2 separate regions of the Homo sapiens genome follow, and region 2 is linked to region 1. A link is a contact called in ENCODE Hi-C or POLR2A ChIA-PET data. All regions are on one chromosome and are shown on one strand. Each heading gives the region's core, a stretch centred on a gene start or an enhancer-like site at or near the end of the contact. The rest is flanking DNA. Distances are from core to core; before and after follow the strand shown. Region 1 overlaps RBMS1 (RNA binding motif single stranded interacting protein 1). Region 2 overlaps RBMS1 (RNA binding motif single stranded interacting protein 1).

Region 1 (4,640 bases), core at 363-2,862:
AATGAACAGCCCTGTAAAGAAATAAAAGCAATCCAGAAAGACTCACAACAGATATATCATTACTGTCTACACAAGCCAAGGAAACGCTGGTACTGTTAGGCAGACATTGAAAGGAAAGCAGGGGAGAGGAGGAAAAGAAAGGAATGAACAACAATGGCATGATGAACTGCTTCCAGAAGAATGTTCCTTCATGCTCAAGGCTGGGAATTTATCAAGAGGTTTATCAGGAACTCAGGTAGAGAATGAAGCAGACGGCTGCATAGTATTCCATGGTGTATATGTGCCACATTTTCTTAATCCAGTCTATCATTGTTGGACATTTGGGTTGGTTCCAAGTCTTTGCTATTGTGAATAGTGCTGCAATAAACAAACGTGTGCATGTGTCTTTATAGCAGCATGATTTAGAATCCTTTGGGTATATACCCAGTAATGGGATGGCTGGGTCAAATGGTATTTCTATTTCTAGATCCTTGAGGAATCGCCACACTGTCTTCCACAATGGTTGAACTAGTTTACAGTCCCACCAACAGTGTAAAAGTGTTCCTATTCGCCATAAAAAAGGATAAGTTCATGTCCTTTGTAGGGACATGGATGAAGCTGGAAACCATCATGCTCAGCAAACTATCTCAAGGACAAAAAACCAAACACCGCATGTTCTCACTCATAGGTGGGAACTGAACAATGAGAACACTTGGACACAGGAAGGGGAACACCACACACCGGGGCCTGTCGTGGGGTAGGGGGAGGGGGGAGGGAATAGCATTAGGAGATATACCTAATGTAAATGACAAGTTAATGGGTGCAGCACACAAACATGGCACATATATACATATGTAACAAACCTGCACATTGTGTACATGTACCCTAGAACTTAAAGTATAATAAATAATAAAAAAAAAAGAGAGAATGAAGCAGATGCATACCTCACAGGAGGTTTAAAAGTCAGAACCAATACTTTTAAATTGTGATTTATTAAGCAGGCAAAATACAGGTAATACAAACCTCTGCATATGAAACACATATCCAGGCAAGTTGCTGAATGTTTCCTGTCTTCAAATAATTAAAGGCGGGGCAATTAATTCAATGCCAAAGTAAATTCCTACCAAGAATGGGTATAAGAAAAATCACATTTTAAAAAACTTTCAACAAAGATGTCAATCAAGCTAAAAGTTGCTAGAAATCATGATTTTGAGTATTTGCTGACTTTAATGTTTACTGACAGTCCAGGAAACTGTTGTGCATCCACTAATTTCTTTGCAGGGCCATTAAGAGAAGGGACCAGATTCTCCTTTCCAATGGAAATGCATTAGATATCCAAAATATCAGCATTCCCAAGTGAGCCACTTTGATAATAAAAATAACGATTGCTATACAAACTGAAAAAAGAAGGTGACTAAGCAATGTTCCTTCTGTGATTTTAAGGGTAGTCAAACAGAGAGCATGAGAAACATTTGCTTCTACCTCTTTCCCCAAAAAGTTTGAGGCTGCTGGCAAAAATATATGCAACACCACAAGACAAAAATAGATATAAAGTTCAAGGTAAGTGAAGAAAAAATCAACCCAGGAGTAGTTTTTCCACAGACACATGAACCTGAAAGTGAGATCCTGCAGAGCTGCTAATGTTGGATGCAAAGCTGACTCATAACTTCTTAGTAGTGAACATAGGGAAATACAACATTACGAAATTGAGTATTCATTAGAGTAAAACCAGGTCCTGGGCTTAAGAGAAGTTCTGTTTTTCCCAGCTCTAATGCCGGAAGGAGCGTCTTCCTGTGGTTCCTCCTAAAAGCCATACTCTATGTGCAATGCACGGTCAAGGGATCACCTGGGGCCCAAGTACTGGAATTCTACAAGGGCAAATAGCTATGTGGTTAATGCACAAGGCTTTCTGATAATATTGCTGCATCCAGGGATAAATGGCACATTCCTTGGAACAGTGGCTACCAAATTAGGCTCTGAAGAAGTACTTTAGGGGTTCCATCAATTTTCCATATGAATATTTTGTATTTAAAGACTTCTTAGCCTTTAAGTACAAAAACAAATAATAGGAAATGCAGGCAAATATATAGCACAACAAATGTTAACTTACTGATGACCACATCTACATTAAGTTGCTTCAAGTGCTGACACTAGACAAATGTATCTCCTGCTATCTCTTTGTATAAGTGAGTCACCGATTAGGAAAGTTGTAACTCTGCGTTGGTATTCTTTTGGAAATTCAAGTCTGCACATGTCCGTTCATATAAAACTGTACAAATGACCTACACATCCATCATGCTCAAACAAATGCCAGGCCAAGAGCAGGTACAACTAGTTGGCACACACCCTCACCATGATCTAATAGACAGCTGTATAATACTAAAGTGCCTACCGCGTTGCATCATGATAAAGTGACATCATTGACTGGTACTGATGCTAAGTTTTGGGTGCTTCTGGTCTGACTTTTATATCTATTATGAGGCACGTGAATAGCTGTATTATTATGAATTCAATGTTGAGGCAAAAAAATTATTTCCAGTTTCTATTAAGATTAATTCAAGGGGATATCAAGACAAAATGAGCTTGTTAAAAATTAAAACCTTTTGCAGCTGCATAAGGATTTTCCAAATGTCATACAACCAAAACAAAATACAGAAATAAATTAGGTATGTTACTGATACTGTTCTGCAACTGTTATCCACATTTTTGAGTTTATCAAAACTGTCTCACTGTTCTCCCTGATAAGTTTATAAATGTAAATTTGTACTTATAAAGCATATAATTAAAAATACCACTTATAAATATTTTTGTATATAGTTTTGTTGAACATTTTTTTAAAACTACACTTGCTGGACTAGTTCTCTTAAACATGTCAGGAGATGCTGATTCTGTCAACCCTTGGAGACTGGGTGGGGCCTGTCACCTCCAGCAATGACCAGCCTCATCCATAGGTGGCAATCCAACATAATCTAATTCAATGCCAATATAACATAATACAAATATTATCCTTTCCTCTGTCTGCCAAGTTGGGAAGCTCTGTGATGAACAAAGAAACTCCAAATCCTTCATACAATTCTTCATAAATCTTATTTCTTCGAAGAGCTTGTGTCAAGACCTGCCCAGTGGAGAGGACAAAGTTAAGTTCTTTGGCAAGAAACTGAAGTACAGATATTTCATCCTCATGATAAAGAGCAGAGTTAAGTGTAACATTCACTTGTGAAAAGTAAAGTGGCAAATCAAGAAGAGTGGATATTTCAGGAGATATGGACTCTTTTCCCAAGCCTGCCCCTTCCTAGTTTTGTGACTCCAAAAAGGTCATTTAACCTTCCCTGAGCCTCAGCTTTTTCAGTTATAACATAAAAAGACGAAATCAAGCTCTCAACTGGGATTGACCATTAGAAGCTTTAAAAAAGCTTCCCAGTAGCAGTAACATTAATACATGCCAAAAGTGTTCAGAGCACTTGACATTAACCCACTTAGTCCCTACAAGAACCCTACGTTGCAGATATTATGATTATCCCGACTTTATAGGTAAGGAAACTGGGGCACAGAGAGGTTGAGAAATTTGCTCAAACAAGAGGCGGGGCCAGGTGGAAAGCTCTGAGCCTGTGCTCTTTAGTATAAGTGCCTGTTATGCTGTTTCTCCATTAAGTATCTCTCTGTCTTCTGACTCCTGAATCTATAGAAGGACCTGACATGTAAATTTTGATTCTGGTGCGTGTTCCTCGTTAACAGCCACTTGACTAGAAGAGATGTAAAGTTCTGTAATTCAGACTAGAGATGAAAAAAGTTCAATAAACTTTTTAATTAAATAAATGCTCAAATTCTTGTGCCTCAAAAATCAGAGCCAAAATTAAATAAGTATGGCTTTTAAAAGGTAATTGCATGCTGTCAAACTTAAACTAAGGGTAATGAATAGGGGTGGTGGAGGAAAATCTAAGAAACAAAATATTATCTAGCCAGCTACACAGGGGCATTGAAATAGGTTAAGCATTGGAGCAAAAGCTATGCCTCATATTAAGGGACAGTGAAAACAATTCCACAATTTATGGCCTGGCTTTGAAGGTGAAGATGAAACACTTTGGAAGCCCACTTGGAAAGCATCAGTGCTCCTGTCCAAATGGGCTAGCAGGCCCAATTTGTTTCGAGGACCACAAATGAATGTCTCTTTGTTTCATCTTTAAAGAACTAGTCCTTATGCTGCAGGAAAGTGTCCTTTGTAAATCTGGAAATCTAAAGCTGTACATGCAAATGCTGATACTCAAACACATGCTGATCTCCCATGCAGATTCCTTTATTAACATGTGACACTTAACAGAGGCAAGAAGATGCTATGGCACAAAGAAAAAATGAGGGAGACAAGTGGTCCTGGCCCCTTAAGCAATTTAGACAAGCGTTAAGTCTGGCATGGCCAAGTTAGTAAGCGCATAGACAGGCAAGAGGAGAGAAAGTCCATGTGCCCTGGCAGCACCATAAACTTGGTCAGGATTGTTTGTGCTGTGAGTCTACTTTCTCGCTAATTCTAGATACACCATTTATGGAAACTCATCTTCCTTTCCTCCCACTCAGTTCCACGGCTCTCTCACGAAATTTCGTCTCAAAAGTCTCCAGTTTGAAGTCAAACAATTCTAATCAAGGGAGTTGCAAACACTTTATTAAAT
Region 2 (4,712 bases), core at 874-3,373, 51 kb after region 1:
TGCTGCTGCTGTCGTTATATTAAGTGTTAAGTCCCAACAGTTATATTGATTTTTTATTTTAGTCCAGGATTTCATTTGCTCCATTTAATTCTTTCACCTTATCCTAATTCCAGGAAATGCTTTCTTCCTTTCCTCACAGTGTGTTCTATACTATTTTAAAGTTTACACCAAGATTTTAGAATGTGTTAAGCAAAGCATTCTGTACAGATGCGAGTTTAAAAACAAACACCCACTAAACACCTACAGATGTCCAAGGACAAAAAAAATGTTTATTTTTCTGAGTAATGCAAAGACGATATCTTTGAAAATCAAATACACAAACAAGACAAAGGAAAGAATTCAGGAAATAATTGTGCATATACTAATAATCAAACCTGTTTTCCAGCAAATTAAAAAGTAGCATTTTTCACTGATAAGAATGATCAATGCTCTTTTTACCTTCCTAATATATTTGCATGAAATAAAGAAGAAAGGATTGAAAGTCTTCCCCAGAGAGGAAGCAAATTCTGCTATCGAGGGCATAAACCATGACCAACTGTTTAAAAATATGGTGGGATCCACTTTTCTACTTCTTGGTACTTTCTTTTTTTAAAAAAATGTGGTTGAGAATTTCATTTTCAACCTCAGGTCCTTACCCTTTTTCAGGCTGCCCCTCATTCTAAACACAGTCCATTCTTAGAGGCTGTAAACACGGTCCATTCTTAGGCGACTGTGTCAAGGTCTCCCTAGACCACACAGAAGTCTCCTAGGACCACCCGCTGTTGCTTGCTCTGTGGGGACATTAATAATAGCACCTTAGAAGGATTAACAACTACCCTGTGAAGTGGGCACTATTATCTTTACTTAGCAGAAACTCAGACTTAGGGAGGTTAAGTGAAAAAGCATGCAAATGGTAGAGCCACAACTTAAGCCATAGTCTTTCAATTAGGTAGAGTGCAGGCGGAAGCATGGACCAAATGGTTCAAGGAGGTAAAATGTGAAACGTGCGTTATCAGGGCCTAAGGAATATGCTAAGGGGCAAACTTTTCAGTGGAAAAAGTAATAGTATGTCTTATTATCATGATTTTTTTTATAATGAGTTTTAAAAAGCGAATTGGATTTCCCTGAGAGAGGGCTGCTAGATTTAGCAAATTCAAAAATGCAGTGTGATGAAAATCTGGGACATACTTATACTAAAAAATTATTCACTGTTTATCTGAAATTCAAATTTAACTCAGTGTCTAGTATGTCATCTGTGAAAGCCTTTATAAAACAAACAAAAAAACACTAATACATTCAAGAGCTACAATTCCCACATCTGAAATCTGGACACTGTGGGCCACATGTCTTTGGGAGGCCAAGTAAAGGGAAGTGTAGTGAGGCCACAGCTGTTCTTGACGGGCTTTCTTTTTCCTAGTAGCAGACACAGCCCTTGACTCCAGGGACCTAGCTTTCACCATGTAGGCCACTTAAGATGTCACTGCCTCAAAACTCCAGACCTTCTCTATATGGATGCTATGAAGATTAAATATGACTGAGGTTTATACATCCTTAAAATATTTATTTATTGGGTGAGTACTTTATAAATATATTCTCAGAAACCTGGATCAGATAGACTCTTACCCTCCTAAGAAAGGTCTCAAAAATAAAAGTACTAATATATGGTGAGCCCAGTTGACAGTAATCTCTAAAAATAAGGAAAAGTAAAAAACTAGAAGTATGTTCAAAACCTGAAGTGAACTATGGAACATGTAATGAGATGCCAAAACGGTCCCTAGTAGAAAAAGTGGACAATCACGATGAATTGTACAGTTTTCAAATGGCTATGTATGGGTAGATTTTAAAATATCATCATCATGACTCATAGATCCTACCTGACCACAAATACACAGAGATAACATAACATAAAAATGGGCCAATACCTTACTTATACATACCAATTTACCTTTCTGCTACTCTCCACTAAACCTCCAATCTCTGTAGCTTGAAGACGTTTACTTTCTTTAAAACAACAACAAATTGGGACTGTTTCAGGCAGTGTTCATTTAAATATCTTCTATGCACAAGTTTAATCTTCAAACTTTAACAAAACCCAATCTACTAAACACAAATTGCTGTGAACAGAAACTGCCTGAAGAGGATTAATCAACAGCTTTGTATGTCATCCTCTAAACAAGGCCAAACACTGAATCACTGTTGAATTCCTCACGTGCAGCTACACCCAGTTAATCTTGAAGAAGGCAGTAAACTATGTAAATCTACTTAAACTGGGAAGATAAGTACTTCCCTCATCAAAAGTTAGCAACATTTAACAAGTACAACTATTGGAGGGCAAGACCATTAAACACACACAGATATAAACACACACATACACACATGCAGAAAAATTTTGCATTCACTCCCCTACCTCCAAAACCCTACTGGAAACCACTAGGACAACATACTGCTTAGCAAAAAAGGCCTTCCTACATGCCACGATGTGCAGAAACCAAAGTATGGTTGGTTTGTAACTTAGCTACCTCAAGAAAGCAGTTCCAAAATGGAAGGAAACAGGAAGAGGAGTAGCTAATAAAAGAATTCAAGAAACAACACAAAGGAAAAATGAAAATACCAATTTTCTATATCTAAAAGCCTTTGAGTATAAATCACTTTTTTTGTTTCAAAACACACTAAAATATTTTCATAGCTACAAAAGTCCTGATAAATGGTTTCATTTTGGTTTTTGGGGTGCTCTTTTCATACGATCAGATTGGATTTGCTTAATGAACACCATATACTTCAAAGTCACAGTCAACAGTAATAGAACGTACACATTTGTCCACTGAGACTTGAACCAATCATCTTTATTTAGATACTGCCTACTCGGTTATCACTCCATTCAAAAGCTTCTCACTTTGACTTGAGCTGAGCAGGTGTATTTCTAATGTGCTCACAGGCCTGTGAGGCAGGAAAATCCTGTTGATCCCAGATGATGCCAGAGATCAGTACTCCCTGATGCCCTAGCTACACTACGTGGGGGCAGGTGAGAGATGAGTACCAACCACCGCTGCTTTAACTGAAACTAGCTCACTCCTACACAGTCGACCCTCCGTATAAAGAGGTTCTGCATCCGCCTACTGTGGATTAAAAATATTTCAGGGAAAAGCAATAAAAATAGCAATAAAACAATTTGAAAATAATACAGTATAACAATTATTTACATAGCATCTACATAGTATCAGGTATTATAAGTAATCTAGAGATTAAAGAATACGAGAAGATGTACATAGGTTATATACAAATACTACGCAATTTTATATCAGGACCTTGAGCCATCCTGGAACCAATCTTCCTCGGATGCTGAGAGATGACTGTATATGTAAAATGTAGAAAGCTTTAAGAGTTGTACAATCATTCAGTACAGCCACATTTTTATATCAATGCTGCTTCCAAACATCACAAACTTACCATCTGTATCATCCATTTGCTTCATCATTCACCTCCTAGCTCACAAGTTCTCCCTCCCCAAAAAGGTGGGAGGAATCCCTAAACTGGACTTCTGAGATTAGAAGGGTGATGGGCTATGATGCAGATAAGTTCTCTATGGGTTGCTATTGAGCAGTACATGTAGGCAGGCAGCCGTAGTGTGGTGGCTTGGAAGGGAGTGATTGTCAGGGTTCAAATCCTGGCTCTGCACTTTGAGTTGAATAGACTTTGGGCAATTTGCTTAATCTATGCCTCAGTGTTCTTAATTGTAAAATGGATATACAAATATTGCCTGCCTCACAGGGCTTTTAAGATGACTAAATGAGTTAATCTGCCAAAAACATTCAGAACAGCAATCAGCAGGTAGTGAAGTACTCAATGAAAGTTAGCTACTACTACTATGTATGTATAATGCAAGTGTGATTCCAAACCATTACGGTGTTTTTTCCAAAGGTGACTGTAAAGTATTCCTTACATTCCATTTTTTTTTTTTCTGGCAAATTAGCTGAGATCAGCTCTAACAGCTGATTATGTATTTCTAGACTAAAATCAAACTGCATCATATACCTAAAATCTGCCAATTCTTTCATCAAAATGAACAAACTAATATGAACTGCAAGGTTGAAGCTTAACATCACAAAATCTTATAAAAAGCATTAATTAGACTTCCCATTTAGGCTAAGCCAGGATGAGATCACAAAGTCACTCATGGTAACCAGGTCCCCGCGCTGGAAGTGTGCTTTCCCAGTGAATGGCTAAATACTAACAAAAGAAACCTTTGACTCAAATACCACTGGTACCCGGGGTCTTGTGTCTGTATAATGCCTACACATTCATTTCTTTCTTTGCCTATAGAAAAAAGAAAGTCTGTTTGTTTTTCTGATTCAGTCAGCCCTTTTAGTCTTTGAATCTAAGGAGAGCCCTGTGAAAAGAAGAGCATCTTATCAGCGTGCTCCAGACCAGCAGGCTACCCCCCTTCACACACAAAACCTCCAGCCCCTCACAGCCAAAGGCCTCGCCCTCAGAGCCTTTTCCCCATTTCAGAGCTAACACCCCGCCGGGTTTTGACAACAAATAAATGAATACACAAGGCCCTAACATAATTAGCCATCTTTTCAGGTAGAGTGAGGTGGGTGGGGGAGGAGGGGTTGCAAGGGGAATGTTTATTGTAAATTGGCTGCATTTATGAAGTTGATGTAAGTGTACTGGATCCGAGAGCATTTCTTTTAAATGAAGCCACATGAAATGACTTCGAGATGCCTGCTTCT

Evidence for each region. Hi-C counts contacts between places; a loop is a spot of excess contacts on that map. ChIA-PET counts read pairs that join two places held with the same protein, here RNA polymerase II (POLR2A). Pooled maps may share reads with other maps.
Region 2: a loop to region 1 is called in a map of CD14-positive monocyte, with 3 times the contacts of the local background. The contact joins two enhancer-like sites. A Hi-C loop is called at or near these places in 13 of 168 maps with a recorded cell type or tissue (CD14-positive monocyte, CD8-positive, alpha-beta T cell, MCF 10A and 9 more) and 13 of 50 pooled maps. POLR2A ChIA-PET finds 5 or more read pairs at or near these places in 13 of 52 experiments (CD4-positive, alpha-beta memory T cell, H1, IMR-90 and 8 more).

Annotation. Positions count from the first base shown.
Region 1 is chr2:160,350,444-160,355,083 of GRCh38, forward strand. The region is part of intron 2 of RBMS1 (RNA binding motif single stranded interacting protein 1); the gene reads right to left. Among named protein-coding and RNA genes, the nearest start is that of MIR4785, 55 kb to the right of the region's middle. Within about 2 kb of position 1,613, at least 5 of the 41 ENCODE cell types and tissues checked have a DNase peak (open chromatin) inside an H3K27ac peak, as active enhancers do; they include CD14-positive monocyte, PC-9 and mammary epithelial cell, where a contact is called at or near this core.
Region 2 is chr2:160,401,333-160,406,044 of GRCh38, forward strand. All of the region lies in intron 1 of RBMS1 (RNA binding motif single stranded interacting protein 1), which reads right to left. Among named protein-coding and RNA genes, the nearest start is that of MIR4785, 4.2 kb to the right of the region's middle. Within about 2 kb of position 2,124, at least 8 of the 41 ENCODE cell types and tissues checked have a DNase peak (open chromatin) inside an H3K27ac peak, as active enhancers do; they include CD14-positive monocyte, PC-9 and mammary epithelial cell, where a contact is called at or near this core.